Regions from separate parts of the Mus musculus genome. Here region 1 is linked to region 2. Evidence: chromatin contacts called from ENCODE POLR2A ChIA-PET data. All regions are on one chromosome and are shown on one strand. Each heading gives the region's core, a stretch centred on a gene start or an enhancer-like site at or near the end of the contact. The rest is flanking DNA. Distances are from core to core; before and after follow the strand shown.

Region 1 (6,294 bases), core at 3,747-6,246, 48 kb after region 2:
GTGGAGCGTCTTTTGTCCCTTGCCCATAGGCAGTGACAGCCCCTCCAAGCAGGAGGGGGACAGAAAAGAAAAAGTGTTTGCTGGTTGTCCCCTGCCTGTCCGTTCAGTGAAGCTGTCCCTCCTTCGCCTCCAAGCAGAGCAATTTATGCCCAGGGAGTTACAGAGAACAGAGAGGAGCCAGTGGAAGGTGCGTGGGCTGTGGCTGGCAGGAATCCTTTCTGAGGCCACTTACAAGATTATCTTGAGAAAATTGTCCTGTGAGTGATTTGTGGGCCTGGTGGGGTGGCTGCCCTTGAGTGCTTCCTGTGGGTTGGAAATATTTGGGGATAACTCCTTCATTAGTGGCCCAGTCGATAAGCCTGTCTTTGTGTCTGCCAACCTCTGGGCACCACCCTAGGTCCCAGGAGGTGGACAGAAGAGAGAGACCGGAGCTGACAGGCACCAACCAAAAGAACACAGTCCCTGAAGCCTTCCATGGATACAGAGGTTAGCTCTGAGCCAGAAAACTTAAGGTCAAATTCTGGCTTTGGTATTTATGGGCTGTGTGACCCCGGCAAGTTCCTCAGCCCACACAAAGAGGCAATAAGGGCCCTTGCCTGAGAGTTCTCCTGGACACGAGGCAAGGTGACCCCTACAAGGGACTACCTTGCCTTATCTCTCTGTTGGGTGCCAGAGATCTGCCGCAGGACTGAGTCAGAGTGACAACCCTGATTCAAGAGAATGGTGGCTCCTGTCACAAGCACAGCCACAGAAATGCAGCCACCAAGCAGGTCCGGTCCCTTGAGGCTACCCTGCTGGCAGAAGAAAAGGTGGCTAAGAACCCAGGACGGACCGAATGTGTAACGTCTCCATTCTTCTTTCCCTCTGTCACTCCCACGATTCCACTTCCCTCCCCGCTGGACCTCAGGGTCTCAGAGCTTAGGAGCAAGCTCTGAGACCCTGAGTCTACCTGGCATGTCTCTCCCGAGCTTTGAGACCAGCAGGGTAGCAGAGAGCAGGCCTTCTGTGTCCCTGTTCACAGAGCCCAGACTTGATGAGTGAGCTCACTGAGGCTGGATGGCTCCCAGCCTTACTTCCGGACCCCGGTGGTGACAGAGACCTTCACTTTATAATCTGGTGTGATTGGTGAATCGGCTCAAAGGCGAAAGGGGTGTCTCAGGCGTCCTTGAAGCTAACTACCTTTGTTTAAAAACAAAACAAGCAAAACTGTTTCTCAGAGGACAGGCCTCTCTGGATCAGCTGGGCCTTGGTGGCCTGGACTGGGGCGGGGCCAGAGTTGACAGCCCACCACTCCCGGGGGGTCACCAGCACCCCTCCACCTGACCTCTTGCTTTCCTCTTCTTGTTTGGCCGCCAGGCTTTTCCCCCACAGCGCCACTATCTCCTGTGACCCCTTAGCATAATATTTTGGGGATTGGAGCTTTCTAACACGCCCCTGCCTCTCCTTACTGAGGACTCTTTCCTGTGGAATCTACGACCCAGAAATAGTCCACGCTGTACTATGGGTTCAGGATTTAGAACCACAACTGGGCCCTATTTATAGCACATCACACACCGAAGAGGAGATGTTAGCGCACTGGTCTGTGTTGTGGGGGTGGCTCATGCTGGGGGCAGTAGTACTTGATGTACAAGCTCCGGGGACAAGCTTGTGCCTGGGAGTCCTCAGGTGCTGGGTCAGCGAACAGAGACAGGGTCAGCTGGAGAAAGAGGCTCACTCAGTGGGCGAGCTTGGTCCTCTTTGTCTGGTAATTAGGCTGTGGGTGCTGTTTCTGAAGGTGAATAAAGGAGCCAGTGCCTGAGGGGAAAGGGTCCCAGACTCATATTTGCATAAGTGGGTGGAGTCAGGACACCAGTCAGTACTGGGTACCCACAGATCCCCTTAAGTAGGGTCCTGTTCGGTTTGTCCTGGGACTAGTTAAAAAATATGTGTTGGCTGGGTGTGGTGTCACGTGCCTTTAGTGCCAGAACCAAGCCAGCAGAGAGAGGCAGGTAAATCTCAAGAAGTGTGAAGCTAGCCTGGTCTACATAGGAAACTCCCAGACACCCAGAGCCACACAAGCCTCAAAAGACAAACAAGCAAACATTGTCAGTATTTGGGAAACATCGGGGTGTTTCCCACAAGATTAGAGTTTCTGGCTTTGCTCCTTTATTTTTGTTTTGGTTTATTTGTGGAACTGTGGATAGAATACAGGGCCACTTGTCTGCTAAGCCAGACCAGGACTGTTGTACCGCAAAGCCACGCCCCTCCCCCTTGGGGGCTCCTTCACTCCTTTCTGTCACTGCCCAGCGGTGGGGGCTTCCAGCAACTCCAGACAGAGCTAGCACCCAGCCCCTGGCAGCGTGCAGCCTTCCACAGGGCAGAGCTCCTGTGGGGATTGCTGGTAAATTAGGCTTGGCGTCCAACCCACACCAAACAATGTTAGAATGAGCATGGCTCCTGGTTGCTGCTCCTCAGAGTCAGGTCAGGACTCCTTCTCTATCTCTGTGCTTGGTTTCAAAGAGGCTTTTTAAATAAGCGGGTTGGGCAGTGGTGGCGCATGCCTTTAATCCCAGCACTCAGCAGGCAGAGGCAGGTGGATTTCTGAGTTTGAGGCCAGCCTGGTCTACAAAGTGAGTTCCAGGACAGCCGGGGCTATACAGAGAAACCCTGTCTCGAAAAACCAAAAAAAGAAAGAAAAAGAAAAAAAAAAAGAAAAATTACTTTTGTTCATGTGTTGGGGTGGGAGTCTGGGAATTGAACTCAGGCTATCAGGCTTGGCTGCTATATTCTCTGAGCCACTTTGCCATCCCTTTATTTTTGTTTATTTGAGACAGGGTTTCTCTGTGTAGCCCTGGCTGTCCTGGAACTCACTCTGTAGACCAGGCTGGCCTCGAACTCAGAAATCCGCCTGCCTCTGCCTCCCGAGTGCTGGGATTACAGGCGTGCGCCACCACGCCCGGCCTTCGCCATCCCTTTTAAGAAAGTAATTCGTTCGAGGCTGGAGAGATGGCTGTGTGGTTAAGAGTACTTGCTGCTCTTGCAGAGGACGCAGGCTTAGTTCCCAGCACCCACATGGTGGCTCATGGCCACCTGTTAATTCCAGTTGCAGGGGATTCCCGCTGTCTTCCAGTCTCCTGCTGCCACTAACGTACCTGCACACATATAGCACGCTTACAGAAACGTAGGCAAGACGCTCATGCATGTAACAGTAAATAGATCTTTATTTTATTTCCCAAGGCAGAGAGAGTTTCACTGTGTAACTCTGAGTGTCCTGGAACTCTGTAGACCAGGCTGGCCTCAAATTTACAGAGCAGCACCTGCCCCTGCCTCCTGGGTGCTGGGATTAAAGGCAGGTGCCACTACACACAGCAATAAATCTGTTACAAATTAATTCAATTTCTGTGTGATGTGCATTTAAGTATTCCCAGCCATGCAGGCATGTGTGGAGGCCAGAGATCAGTCTGGGTCTTGTCCTCAATCATTTTTATTTTTTTTTATTTTTTATTTTTTGGGTTTTTTTGAGACAGGGTTTCTCTGTTCAGCCTTGGCTGTCCTGGAACTCACTCTGTAGACCAGGCTGGCCGCGAACTCAGAAATCTGCCTACTTCTGCCTCCCAAGTGCTGTAGTTAAAGGCGTGGGATCGCCACCACTGCCTGGCTTCATTTTGATTTTTTGTTTGTTTAAGATTTTTATTATTTATTTATTTATTTTATGTATGTGAGTACATGGTAGCTGTAGAGGTGATTGTGAGCCTTCATGTGGTTGTCAGGGTTGAATTTTTAGAACCTCTGCTCGCTCTGGTCAGTCCCACTCGCTCAGTCCTTGCTCTGGCCCAAAGATTCATTTATTATTATTAGCTGACTTCTGATATACCAGAAGAAGGCATGAGATCTCATCATGGGTGGTTGTGAGCCACCATGTGGTTGCTGGGATTTGAACTCAGGACCTTCGGAAGAGCAGTCAGTGCTCTTAGCTGTTGAGCCATCTCGCCAGCCCTGTTTATTTGTTTTTTAACGCAAGCTCTGTCATTGAAAACGGAGATCACCCATTTTGACTAGACAAACTAGTCAGTGAGCCCTAGGAGATCCTCTTATCCAGACCCCAGCACCAGGGTTACTTGTGTACAGCGTAGTGCCAGCTTCTTTTGTGGGTTCTGCTGATCTGAACCGAGGTCCCCACACTTGCGCAGCAGGTACTTCTGCAGGGAGTCCCCTCCTCGAGCTCCAAGGACATCTGCAACCTGCTTCCTCTCCAGTCGCCTGGGCCACGTCTCCCAGTTTTGTTTACAGGCCCAGGCTTGAAGGCCGCGGACTCCGGCCACCCTGGACTCTTGCCCTCTGTTTTAGGTGTGTGACCTTGGGCAAGTTGCAGCCTCTCCCTGCACTGCCAGCTCAGCAGCACTGCACTGCGGAGGGTTAGGGCGTCATTATCATTCCTCCATAGGATTTATTTCTTCTGAAAGATGTGTGAGGAGGACGGCCTAAGGTGGCCTAACCTGTCCGCGGTAGCTGGGGGTCAAACTTGCTGCCAGCTACTGCTGTCTTAAGCAAGGTTAAGGAGCTTTGGGAAAGGGCAGGGGTCTGCAGGGATCTGGGCATCTCCTTCCTAATTCTTTGCTTCAAGAAAAAAAAAAAGAGAGAGAGAGAGAAGGGGTTTATCTCCCTGGAAACCATTGCTGAAGGCAGGACGCTGTCTTTGCGGGCGAGGGAGGTGGAGGCGGCTCCAGGCTTTGGAAGAGTTTTGCAGCCCCACTGACATAGTGTAGAGGTCTGGGTTCATGGCCCCTCTTCAGGCCTCTGCTGGAGTTTTCTGGGGAAGCCATGTTGGAGGTGACTTAGCAACTCGTAGGAATGGGCCAGTGGCCAGAAGGGAAAGGAGAGCCACATGCCTGTCTTCCTCCTCCCTCCTCCCTCCTCTCCCTCCCCCTCCTCCCTCCTCCCTCCTCCCGCCTGTCCCCGCCCCTCCACTGCTTCCTGGGCAGCCATCTTGATCTACTCCTTCCGCTGAGATGGTTTCTATCCCACCAAGGAGCCTGGAGCCAGCCACAAGGTGGCACTCTCGGGCGCGGATGCTGGTAGTGGAGCAGCGGGGAGCCTGAGACTATATTTAACTCTCCTCAGCTCCTTGAAGCTTGCCCTGCAAACATGGAGGCCGCCCAGAAATGGCTTCAGGCCTGTGATGCCCCAGAGAGGCCTCTCACCCAGGCAGAAGCATTCGGCCTCTTTCCGTCTAGTTCCCATCCCAATCCCCTGGGCTTGCTCTGCCCCAGGAAGAAGCTATAAGATAAGGTTTCCCCCATGGCTGGCCAGCCAGGTGTAGGATCCCTAAGGGTGATCATAGAATTTTCTAGAAGGTCCTAAGTTTATGAAAGGGAAAGAAGGAAACCCTGTTGTGATGTTTCCAATCCGTGGCTGTCCCCAGAGGGACAGGCTAAGGAAGACCCAGGAAGGGGGAAAGAGTGAAGGTTTGGCCCTTGTGGACAGTGACTGGAGGGGTCTGAGAGAGCCCAACTAGTAATCGCAATGTTGGCTCAGAAGTTAACTGAGCACCTACTTAGTGACAAGCAGCATGGCTTCCTTGAATAGACAGTTCAGTGTCTTCCCTGGACACAGAAGTGATACAGGAGAGTCCGGGGACCTGAGAGGGGGCTACTAGTAGAGCCAATGTTTCACTGTAGAAGTCCATTGAGGTGAGAGCCTCGTCCCTTAGAAGGTTCTGATAGCTTGAGTTACCCATGGGCTGAGGAGGCCCGAGGTGTTAGAGGGGTAAAAGGCTTCTTGCCACCCTTGTTCCCATGGGATCAAGGACCAAGTTAGGCCCAGTGCTATCTGTGCGCCAAATGATGACAGACCCCGGGCCTTGGATGGATCTGCCTGAGGGAAGACCAGACAGGTGTGGCCTGATGTGGCGTTGGTCTACAAGGAAGGCTAAGGTGGGTGAAGTGCCATCTTGGAGCTGAAGTTTGATGAGAGGAAAAGGGGCTGGGGGAGGGAGACCTCGCAGAGCAGAGCATCCTGGCCCGAAGACAGGAAGGCTGGGCAAGGGCCAGGCAGGCGGTGCTAAAACTGGCACTTAAAAGAGATGAATTCAGATCAACCTCTGGGGTGAGAGAATAGGAAGAAGGCAGAACTGGGGTCCCCATATGGTGGCTGCATGGGGCCAGACCCCAGCGAAGGCAGAATTGGAAGATGGTATGGACTCAGGACCAGGGAAGTCCCAGCGTGGACATGGGTGCCTTCCATGACAGGCGCCCACTGTCTAGGCGTGGGGTGTGGCTCAGTTGGTCCAGAGCTTGTCTAGCATGCAGAGAGCCC
Region 2 (6,417 bases), core at 3,850-6,349:
GTGACTGTGTGTAACACACACACACAAGCACACACATACTCACATGTACACACATACACAGGCTCTCTCTCTCTCACACACACACACAGACACACAGCATACCACTCACACAGACACATACACCACACACACACACTCACTTACACACACACTCTGTAGACCCCTTGAAAACAAGTACAAGGAGTTTCGCCACACCCCCTCTCCATCTCTAGGCGGCTTGCTCAGAGCTGTTGGTAGGCACCATTAATGAATAAGCCTTAAGATTCATGCAGGGCTGCCACCAACGTGGTAGTTTGCAAAGCAGTCTTGTGTCATTCCTCACCTGAAAGAAACGACATCTCAATTGCCATGGCCACCACTATATTCCCATTTCATAGAAAGGAGTGTTGAGTGCTTGAGAGAACAGGTCAACACTACCCAACCAGTGAGGAGCAGAGCAGGAACTTCAGTGAACTTGTCAGCCTAGAAATCAAGCCAGGTCTTCCGACAACTGCCTCCTGAAACCATACTCTCCCCTGCCATGGAAGATTTTAAGATTAAATCAGTTAATCCATGGGTGCCTGCTAGGTTTCATATAAGCGCTAAAACAACCATCACCTTTACCGACTCCTCCTGGGAAGAGAGTCTTGGCCAATGAGTGCAGTCTGGTCATGGAGCGTGATGGAAAGGCTAGTCCTCCCATCCCAGTCCACCCTGGTAACATTGAGATACCCATCGCTCTCGGAGATCCCTTAGGAGCCAGAGAACGTTGAGCTGGGGTAGTAAGACAACCTTATCCTGGGTCCAAGCTTACAGACAGAGAAACTGGGTCCCAGAGCAGATTAAGGTCATAACACAAACCCAGGGTATGAACAGAGCAAGGGCAAGGCGAAGGTGGGAGCCTGGCCCAGATGCCTCCCGAAAACATAGTTTTCTTAACTAAAGGGGTAGTGAGCCTTTAAAAGGCAAATAATGGGCCCTTACTCCCCACCAAACCAGCAACGCGTTATAAGCCATTAACCAGAAAAGAGCATGTGACAGAATTCCACCTCGGCTAAAGGGCTTAGAATGCTTGGGTGAGTCGCCAGAGATTCATAAATATACACTTCAGCTCTTTCTCAAAAAATCATTAACTAGCTCCTTCAAGACTTTGACTTGAGCAACGGAAGAGAAGGAGCTCACTCGGTGGAGACAATCCGTGAAGAGAGTGTACCGGCCCACCTCCAGGTTTTCCACACTCCCCTTCTCTGAGAGCGGGAGGAAGAAGATCGCCATGTCAAATGTTAATTTAAAAAAAAAAATCGTGGAAATTTACAAACTGTTCCCACCATGCAGGGTACATTTCTAAAGAATGTAACAGGGTGGGTCTGTAGTGTTGGTGCGTGCGTGTGCACACGGGTGTGCTTAAGGGTGTGTGCACCTATTTGGGCCACAGGACAGCCTCAGGGGCCAGTCCTCCATTGCTGTTCACCTTTTTCTGAGATGAACGGGGCTAGGCGGACTGGCCAGTGCGCAGGCGCCAGGATCCTCCTGTCCCTGCCTTCCTGGGGCTGGAATTACACACGTGTACCACCAGGACTTGATTTCTCAGGGATCCTCTGTCCCTGTCTCCCTGGGGCTGGAATTACACACGTGTACCACCAGGACTTGATTTCTCAGGAATCCTCCATCCCTGTCTCCCTGGGGCTGGAATCACAAAGTTTACCACCAGGACTTGATTTCTTTCCCCATAGCTTCTGGGGATGGAGCTCAGAGCCCTGTGCTTCTACAACAAGCACTTGACCAACTAAGCCATGCCTGGACTGTTTTTTGGTTTTGTGTGTGTGTGTGTGTGTGTGTGTGTGTGTGTGTGTTTATATTTATCTTGTGGGTGTGCATATGCTAAGGCATTTGTGTGGAGGTCAGAGGATAACTTGTGGGAGTCTGTTTCTGGGTTCCAGGGTCCGAACTCGGGTTGTCAGACTGTGTAGTGTCAGATCAGTCATTTGGCTGGCTTGGAACTCACACATCTGTCTACCTCTGGCTGGAAGTTCGGCAGCGTGCACCACCAAATGAGGTCCAGCCCTTATTTTTAATGACAGAGTCTCGATCTGTTGCCCAGATTGCCCTGAATGTAGGCAATCCACCTGCCTCACCCTCCTGAGTGCTGGGATTACAAGTGTTAAGCCATCAAGCCAGGCTGAGTGTTTATAACTTAGAAGACCATGATGAAGTGAAACTGTAACCCTTGCCAAGGGGTCTCGGGGGTGGGGGTGGGATGGCGGTGTGTGGGTGCAGAGCTCTGCTGACCTGAGCCAGACTCACCATCTCAGGAGCCTGTAATTTACAGAGCCGGGTCAGGCTGTTAACTGACTTATCTCTCAACCCACTGAACACTAATTCTCAGAGCTTCTCGGGGGGGTGGGGGGGTGGGGGGGGCTTGTCAGTCCGGATCAGCTCTGGTTTGAGGATTTGGGGGCAGGGAGAGGAGATGGGGAGAACGGAGGTTACAAGTCAGTCTCTAAACCAAAGAGGCAGGAGCCAAGAGCTAATCCACACTGTTTCTCTGGTCTTCAGGCTTCTTAAGCCAAGCTGACAACAAGGCTCCCCTCCCCCGCAGCACCTTTATCAAAGGCAAACTATTTTCTACATTCCCTTCTTACACAGCCCTGGTTTGCAGCAGATCTGCCGGAGAGATCCAGGAAGCTCTGGCCTGGCCCTCCCTCCCTTCGAGAAAGGAAAGTTCAGGTAGTGAGGGATGCCACACCCGGGGGGAGGGGAGGGCGGATGTGACGGCAGCTTCAGGAATGCAGGGCCCACGCAGGTGCATTGGCACCCATGAGCTTCCTCCTCAAAGCAGCTGATAAAGGAGTCTCGATAGCAGTAATAGCAGCCACCCAACCATCATCCACACAGACTTGGGGCCACAGGTCCACAGTTCTCAAGGTGTGACCCGCTCAGGGCAGAGGCAGGAGAAAGGTGAGATTGGAGGTCCTGTGCTTTCTGGCACATCGGTTTTCAGAGTGGCCCACGGGTCCACTGGCACCTGGAAACCTCGCTAGGGGAATTTCCAAAGTCATATTGTTCTCATGAAGGCGTCGCATCTCACCTTCCTTGTCTCAGAAGCAGATGATGGAGTTTTCCGCAAAAGACAGGACAAATGATGACATCATCTTTACCTGCTTGGAATATGTATTGTGCATTGTTTTAAACGCGTTTCTGGTTTAGTTCCAATACAATAAACACTCATAGGCATTCACAAACTTGGAGGTTCCCTGTAATGTTTAGTTTCAGGGGTCCTGGGACCCAAAGAGCTGTAACTGCTGGGCTGATGCTGTTGACCAGGGTACTGGGCCTGTGGCTGCCCCTCAAAACCACAAATCTTCTTTCCACCACACAGGTATGGGTTGGGAAGGCAGTGTGAGATTCAGCTTGAGGGACAGTCTCTCTCTCTCTCTCCAGGACTTCCACCCCAGAATGGCCAGGGAAACCTTAAAATCGCCTACCAACAGCTGGTGAAGAGATTCGTTCAAGGGGAAAGGGGCTTCTTATCTTTGAAGCTACAGGGTGTAGCCTGGAGAAGCCACAGATTCGGCTCCTCTTGTCCCCAAATACATACATGAGCGCATGACAAGAGCCTGGCTCTCCCAGGGTGAACAAACAACTGAGCAAAGCCAGGGTATCCCCGCCACTGGGTAGCTTTCATTGTACATAGAGTAACGCTGTTTCAAGTGCACGTGCACGAAGGAAAATAGAAAAGCTGAACCCCATCACAGCGGAAAGATGTTAGATTCTGTGGTCCAAGGGGAGAGTGGGCAGGAGTGAAGGCCCCTGATCAGCTAGCTCTTCAGCCCTCTGTGGGGTAGGAGGGTCGTCGAGGGAGACTTTCACTTTTCTCCTAGCACCAGCAAGACCAATGGGTAAACAAAACAGAGAGAGAGGCAGCAGCCTCAGTGTGGGGCGCTCAGAGATTAGGAATTGGTGTTGTTACCCCAGGACACAGCTCGGTCACTGGGGGAACAGAACACAGCCCAGAGGCTGGCGTTGGTGCAAACAACAAACGGGCAAGAAATTGCTCCACAGAGAGACGACTTCAGCCTCAGAGGGCGGATGGTGAGGCCCGCAGGGAGCCAGGGCCTGTGGGGACCATCGCAGGCCTCAGCTCCCTGGTCCTCTCCTGATACCCAGGGCACCCTCGGGACAGGGAAGATCTAGAGCAGTGGTTCTCAACCTTCCTAATGCTGTGACCTCGCATTCTGATGACCTCCAGCCATAAAATGATTTTCCTAGCTACTTAACTGTAATTTTGCTACTGTTATGAATCGCAATGTAAATATCTGTGTTTTAGGTCTCAGGTGACCCCGGAGGAAGAGTCGTCCTGGGGTCAAGAGCCCACAGGTTGAGAAGCGCTGATTGAGACGAAAGTGCAGTTTCCAGGCCTAGACATCCCCCCACCCCCGACCCCCAAGCTTCTCCCTCTAATGACTGCTGCAGAGGCGGGAAAACTTGAAACTCTTTCCACAATAGTTTCAGGGGGCCGCCAAGAAGCCGCAGCATGGGGGGGGGCTCAGGCCGAAGAGGGGCCCCAGATGCCCAGTCACCCCACATCATCACGGCAAGGGAACGGCTGTACACACATTCCAAGCAGGTGACTAGGGCGCGTTAAAGATACGGGCGCTCCCGACCCGACCCAGCCGGCGAAAACGCTCGCGCGCATGCGCAAAATACACACCCTCCTGAACGGCAGTCCAGGTGCGCTCGCGCTTCCGGCCGGCCTTCCCCATCGCCTTCTCGGGGCGGAAACTCTACAGCCGGCGCATGCGTCCTACTGCTCCCCCGGCTCAATCCAGAGAGGCCCCAGAGCTTCAGGTGATCCCGCCCCTCCCTCGCAAGGCAGGACCAATCGCGAGGGCTGTGGGCGGGGCTTCCCAACCACGAGGCCCGCCCACGGGCCGCGCGAGCCCCGCAGGCTGCGTGCCGATTGGCTGACGCCGCGGGCGCAGGTGCGCGCTTCCCATTGGGTGTGGGCGGAGCGCAAGCCGCGCGCCGAAGCTGCAGGTGAGCGCGCGCACGTGCCGCGGCCGCGGCCCAGCTCGGTGCACGAGCGCGCGGGCGCGCGTCCGCGGGGGAGGCAGCGGATAAGGGAGGCTGCGGCGGCTGTAGGGCTGTGCTCCGCCCTCTCCTCACCGCCGCGGCCGCCGCCGCCCCCGAGCCTCGCTGGGAGGGACCGGTGTCCCCGCCTGCTGCACTGGCAGTCCGACCCTCAGGCCGCCGCGGAGCAGCCGGCACTGCGCTGCGGGGAGGACCTCAGCAGGTGCCGTGACGAGGCGCCGTGCGGCGCTTCGAGTCCCGAGCCCGCGCTCCGCGGCCCCGCCGCCCGCGCTCCCGAGGGCCGGCCCCCGACGAGGCCGCCGGCGGCCGGGCACTCAGCATGAACCGCGGCCACCGGCACGGGGCGAGCAGCGGCTGCCTGGGCACCATGGAGGTGAAGAGCAAGGTGCGCGGCCGGGCGGGGCAACGGGGGCGAGGGCCGGTGGGATGGTCGACGCGGGGCTGCCCCGTGAGGACGCAGAGTGGCGGGATGGTGGACCTCGGCTGCCCCTGTGGGAACGCGGGCGGAGGGCGAGCTGCTGGCCGAAGCACGTAGGAGAGAAACTTGGTGGAGCGCGGCGATGTGAGGCGTTTGCGTCTGCTCCGCAGCACAGCCCCTGTTTTCTATCCTTCATATTCCCGCCTTGCTTTTAGGGTGGGATGAGGATCGCTCCAGTGCAAGGTGATGGGATAACTTTGGGGGATCCCTTCACCCCGGGCACGAGCCAGAGGCTTTCGGAACACCTTGTTGTCTTCTCGTATAACCTTTTATTGGGGCTCGGGGGTACATCGAGTGGAGGAGAGCTCTTTTTCCAGCCCTAACTTTGGTATGCGTCTAATCTATGAAATTAGCGCTATCGCCTTACTCTGGTGCTGCGCTTGACAATTTGAGACGCTGCTGTTTTCATTCCGACTCTTCATTCGGAATGCTTTCCCCCTTGGCGGATCTGCCAGTCTTCTGTTAGTGACTTCAGTGTCGGTGGGATTCCTCAATCCCAAGGCCGGGTGAGCAGAGTAGCCCGTGGGGATTAGCTGGAGAATGCCGTCTTCCAAAAGGGGCTTTTCAGATGGAATCTGAAGGTGATCCGTAGCCACCGGAACATGTCGCCAAGCTTCTCCTGACTTTGAACGGCCAGGAGGGGCAGGATTATGTAGCCTGGTTCTCGGAGAGTTCTGAAATGATAAGAAACCCTGCTTTTAAAGGGTGTGACTTCCCCCAAACTCGGCTGTAGGACCAGGTCTTGCCGATGGCTTTTTACTGAGCAACTTGTAAAACGGTGGTAGAGGGCATTGCTGACCGTGAGAATTTAGAGCAAAATTGTGGCTAGACACACAGAAGGAGCGGTGTATCGAACACCCACTGCAAAA

The links. ChIA-PET counts read pairs that join two places held with the same protein, here RNA polymerase II (POLR2A).
Region 1: POLR2A ChIA-PET joins it to region 2 with 12 read pairs in embryonic stem cell. The contact joins the enhancer-like site here to the promoter of Pard6b in region 2. POLR2A ChIA-PET finds 5 or more read pairs at or near these places in 4 of 5 experiments (Patski and embryonic stem cell).

What each region holds. Positions count from the first base shown.
Region 1 is chr2:168,123,660-168,129,953 of GRCm38, forward strand. No RefSeq gene overlaps it. Among named protein-coding and RNA genes, the nearest start is that of Gm46787, 18 kb to the right of the region's middle. Within about 2 kb of position 4,997, at least 1 of the 3 ENCODE cell types and tissues checked has a DNase peak (open chromatin) inside an H3K27ac peak, as active enhancers do.
Region 2 is chr2:168,075,905-168,082,321 of GRCm38, forward strand. Pard6b (par-6 family cell polarity regulator beta) reads left to right here and starts at 5,100. Exons shown (of 3, transcript NM_021409.2): 1 at 5,100-5,455. The coding sequence starts at 5,390. It overlaps Gm39990 (a long non-coding RNA gene), which reads right to left and starts at 4,822. Exons shown (of 2, transcript XR_867010.1): 1 at 4,596-4,822; 2 at 2,508-3,856.